2 separate regions of the Homo sapiens genome follow, and region 2 is linked to region 1. A link is an interaction called in ENCODE POLR2A ChIA-PET data of the cell type or tissue named here. Cell type or tissue: Panc1. All regions are shown on one strand.

What was found. Peaks named below come from ENCODE experiments on the same cell type or tissue, not always from the same donor. Only the 100,000 strongest peaks of a DNase experiment are listed, where the experiment ranks them.
Region 2: POLR2A ChIA-PET joins it to region 1 with 9 read pairs; 3 of 35 experiments call an interaction of 5 or more read pairs at or near these places.

Annotation. Positions count from the first base shown.
Region 1 is chr15:98,815,961-98,818,460 of GRCh38, reverse strand. The region is part of intron 2 of IGF1R (insulin like growth factor 1 receptor); the gene reads right to left. Among named protein-coding and RNA genes, the nearest start is that of MIR4714, 33 kb to the right of the region's middle. In Panc1, no CTCF peak of the experiment used is centred here; no DNase peak of the experiment used is centred here; H3K27ac peaks cover 245 bases.
Region 2 is chr15:98,695,690-98,698,189 of GRCh38, reverse strand. The region is part of intron 1 of IGF1R (insulin like growth factor 1 receptor); the gene reads right to left. Among named protein-coding and RNA genes, the nearest start is that of IRAIN, 46 kb to the right of the region's middle. In Panc1, no CTCF peak of the experiment used is centred here; no DNase peak of the experiment used is centred here.

The sequences.
Region 1 (2,500 bases):
TCTCCCTGCTTTTTCCACTATTCCTCCTTCTCCCCTTCTCCACCCAGCAGCTAGACTGACTGTTGTAGAAATCAGTGTGCCACTCTTGTGCTTCTCACTCATCCCCAACTTCCACTGTGTATTGAGTAAATTCTCACTCTTGCCATGGCCTACAGACCCTCTCTGCTCTGGTCCCATCTAATACTGTGACCCATCTTATAACTCGACGCTATGAAATCAATTGTGTCTCATCCCCGGCCACCTCCCACCTCCACCCTGCCAATTCATATGTAGGAACCCTAACCCCTCATGTGACTCTGTTGAAGGTAGGGCTGTTAAGGAGACAATTAAGATCAAATGAGGTCATAAGGGTGAGACCCTGATACAATTGGATTAATGTCCTTAATCAGTGAAGAGACACCACAGCTTGCTCTCTCCCACCACTATATGAGGATACAGTGAGAAGGTAGCTGTTTGCAAACCAGGAAGAGAGCCCTCACTAGAACCAGACCTTGTTGACACCTGACCTTGGACTTTCAGCATCCAGAACCATGAGAATATGCTTCTCCAACCATGACGCTGGAGAGAAGAGGTGAAGTAGGCAGAGGCAAGACTGGGAAAGTAGGGCTGGGGTGGTCAGAAAGGGCAAATCACGAAATGTCTGGTGTGAAAGGAGAAAGGGATCTCCCCAGAGCTTGAGTATGGAAGACTATTCAACTTCAGAAATGAACACAGAGAGGGAGAGGGAATGCTGCAATGTCTATTGTTTAAGCCACCCAGGCTACAGTAATTTGTCAAAGCAGCCTGAGCTGACAATCACTCTCAGTTTCCCTCATCTTCCAAGTTCCAGCCTTGCTGGTCATCAGTCTGTGCCCATGTGACAGCTTTTTCTTCTTATCCTTTCTCCTGAACTTCCCATGGCTGGACCTTCCAATCTCCCTTAGTCTAAATGCCACCTTTTCACAGAGGCCTCAATGACTACCCAGCGTAATACAGCACCCCTCAACCACACCTGGCCCCCAACCCAGCACTCCTGCATTGTGATGACAGTACTGTTTTGTGTTTTCTTCTTAGATGCTCATCACTAGCTTATTATTCTCTTTACTGTGCATCCTACCATCCCCACCCCAGTATTCTTACTATTATTATTATTATTATTATTATTATTATTATTATTTTTGAGACAGATTCTCGCTCTGCTGCCCAGTCTGGAGTGCAGTGGCATGATCTCCACTCACTGCAACCTCTGCCTCCCGGGTTCAAGCCATTCTCCTGCTTCAGACTCCCGAGTAGCTGGGATTACAAGCATGGGCCACCACACCCAGCTAATTTTGTATTTTTAGTAGAGACGGGGTTTCACCATGTTGGCCAGGCTGTTCTTGAACTCCTGACCTCAGGTGATCCGCCTGTCTTGGCCTCCCAAAGTGCTGGGATTACAGGTGTGAGCCACCACACGCAGCATTGAAGAAATCTTTTCTGTCTTGATCACTGCTGGAGCAGACAGAGCACCACAGCTGCCTAATGTTTGTTAAATTAATAAATAAGTGAATGAACCTGGCTTTGAGGATCTCAGATCCATACAACCGGGCATTTATAGCCATTCTCTGAGTCAGGCAGCTTTCTGGAGCCACATGGTTATGAGAATGTGCCTTGCCCCAAGATTCATCTCCCTCTCCCACCTCCCCAAAGAAAGCTGCCATGTTTGTGGCAATCTCATATTCCTCTGGGGACCACATGGGACAGGAAGGAGTAATTAACTGCAATATCCACAGCGAGTAGCTATTCATATTCTTACACTCCAGGGAGCATCAAGTCTTAAGGTTACATTAAAACACAGGCACAAGGGAAGTCCCCAGTGTTTATTATCTGCAGCTACAGAGTGGGTAAGGATGAGATCTGGTCACTTCAATTGAATTTACAGGCAACTTCTCAAGAGCCCAACTTTGAACTGCCCAAAGAAAACACAGGCAAGTCCTACTGGCACAAGAGAATGGGGTGGGCCGATGGGGAGTGATGGCCGGCTAGGGTTGACATTTGTTTTTTCCACCATATTCAACACAGGCAAGTGCTTTCGAATTACTGGCTCCCTGAAAAGGGGGATCTGGACACATATGGCAATGCGATGAATGATGATTCCTGGAAAGAAAAATGTTTAATGAAACAAGAAACTCACAATTTCCTGAGACCTGATATGCACAAGGTACTGGGCAGATCTTGTAGTTATTGATGGGAATTTCAGAGAAAGGCCTGATGAGGCAAAGCTGGCTGCTGGAACCTCAAAGAGACAGGAAAACAAGGATGAGACCCATGATTAGGGCCACTGTGAAGACTCCAGAAGCTTCTGAGGTTCGAGAGAAGAGGTGAAGTAGGCAGAGGCAAGACTGGGAAAGTAGGGTGGCTGGGGTGGCCTGAAAGGGCAGATCACAAAATGGCTGGTGTCAAAGGAGAAAGGGACCTCCCCACAGCTTGAGTATGGAAGACTGTTGAGCTTCAGAAATGAACACAGGGAAGGAGAAGGAAT
Region 2 (2,500 bases), 120 kb after region 1:
CCTGGCGCCTGTAATCCCAGGTACTCGGGAGGCTGAGGCAGAAGAATCACTTCAACCTGGGAGGCAGAGGTTGCAGTGAGCCAAGATCGCACCACGGCACTCCAGCCTGGGCGACAGAGCAAGACTCCATCTCTTAAAAAAAAAAAAAAAAGGAAGGCCAGGCGCGGCGGCTCACGCCTGTAATCTCAGCACTTCGGGAGGCCGAAGCAGGGGGATCACTTGAGGCCAGGAATTCAAGACCGGCCTGGCCAACATGGCGAAACCCCATCTCTAACAATACAAAAGTTAGCCAGGCATGGTGGCGGGCGCGTGTAATTCCAGCTACTCGGGTGGCTGAGGCATGAGAATCGCCTGAACCCAGGAGGCAGAGGTTGCAGTGAGCAGAGATCGCGCCACCGCACTCCAGCCTGGGTGACAGAATGAGATCCTGTCTCAATAAAAAAAAGTTAAGATGGTAAGTTTTATGTCATACGTATTTCACCACAATTTAAGTATAGAGGGAAAGTTCTGCCGCATTTTAACACAAGTGCAAGTGGACAGCTGAGGGGAGACCACACAGCCCGTCCACCACCGAGAACCAAGGGGAACCCAGATGGAAGGAAAGCAGGTTTGGCCACAGCTCTGCTGCAGATACAGCACACACAGGCCAGGCCTTTAAAGATGCCACCCATACCAGGTGTGGCTGTGGGACTGCATCCAGCACAGTCAGATTCGTCAGGACACAAACAGAAGGGTCCCCCAGGAGTGCTGCACTGACTCCCCAGGGAAATGGGCTCTGGGCACACAGCCACAAGCAGGCAGAGGTGGCGGAGCAGGTGGACGCCCGCATGCAACCTCTGTATTGAGTGGGCAAGAGCTAAAACACTGTATGCAACCAACCACTCTGCAAACTGAACAGTGGCAGGTTCTCACTATCTGATGTTTCAAGGGCAGAAGCCACAACCGACTGCGTTGATTTTCTAACTTTGAGTGTTTGGCACATCTGTACCCCAACACAGTTCTTCCTTTGTAAAATGCAGCAGGGTTACTATGAGGGTCCATCACGGCTCCAGCCTGTCCCAGCAAGCCCCTGCCTTCCCTTCAATGATCACTCCCACTCTTGCCAAAGCCTTTGTATCTGCTACAACTTCTGCATTTACTCTTCTGCTCTAACACCTCCAGATTCACCTCTTCCCCCAAAGGAGTACTTTTTCCACTGCACGCTCATCCAAGCATCCGGAGGACAATCCGCATCCCTGACTTCTTCACTGAGGCATCCTACGATTTCTACTAAGACCAGGTACCCTCGGCATTTAGGATTTCTCCATCCACACCCACAGGAACCTCTGCCCACCAGCCCAGCCAGACAGCAGCCCCATGAAGGCCAATCCCATCATCAGCCAGGAGAGGATGTCTAAAACCAGTGCTCTTAGCTTCCCAAAAAAAATCACCTGAAGACCTTTCTCCTGAGCAGCTCAGTCCCACTCTGCTCCAGATGACAGCCAATCATAGCCCGACACTCAAGCCCCCTGGTAGTAACATTCTCTTATCTGCACTCTAGCAGTGGTATCAGCCAAAGGCAAAAACAGAAGAAAAACACTGCTACAAAGTGAAGCCCTGGGTCAGAAGCCGTAAACTACAATAACCTGGGTTTTGGGGATGTGCCCATTTTCTTGGCATAAGGATTTTTTCTTAATATGTATATTCCAGGAACACATACTTGGTCTACAATGCCTTGCTAAGATCTCTTTGTTGACAAGGTGAAGAAATATGAACTACATCTGAATAGCTTAGTAAATGTTCAATTTACCCTACAAAGTGCTGATTAATGAACAGACCAAGGAAGGTCTCTAGTGGGAGGCCACAGGTCTCTTTCTGAGTACTGTAGATTTCAACATTTTTATCAATTACTTGAACGATGGCACAGATAAAATGTTTATCTAATTCAAAGATGACAAGTTTCCAGGAGCAATGGCAAATACACTGGATGACAGAGTCAAGAGCTAAAAAGATCAACAGATTGGAATTGCAATAGAGAGGAAATAAATGCTATTTGGACACTTGGGTGCAAAAAAAGAAATGCACAAATGTAGGAGGTGTGAAAAAGACTTAGGAGATTTAATTGGATATAATTTCTGTATGTGACGATGTGATGTTGTGGCTGCCAAAAAAAAAAAAAAAAAAGAAGAAAAAGTCAGGCAGTCTTAGACTGTACCTAAGGGAGACTTAGTAAGGGGCCAGGGGAGAGACCCTGAAAACTGGGTTTCTGCCTCCACACATTAAGAGAGATAAGTCAGTGGAAGAACATCCAAGTGAGAGCAGGGACCAGAAGTCCCTTCTCATGGAGAACGGCTGCAGAAACCCAGCACACAAAGGTCTCCAGGGAGGGGGACTGGTCAGGCTCTTTATGACCCTGCTGGAGGAGAGAAACAGAGAACTTAGATCAACACAGGGTGAGGGACTGTGGTTCCATATAAGAACAGACAGTAGGATTCATTTGAAACCCGACTGGACTGCCTAA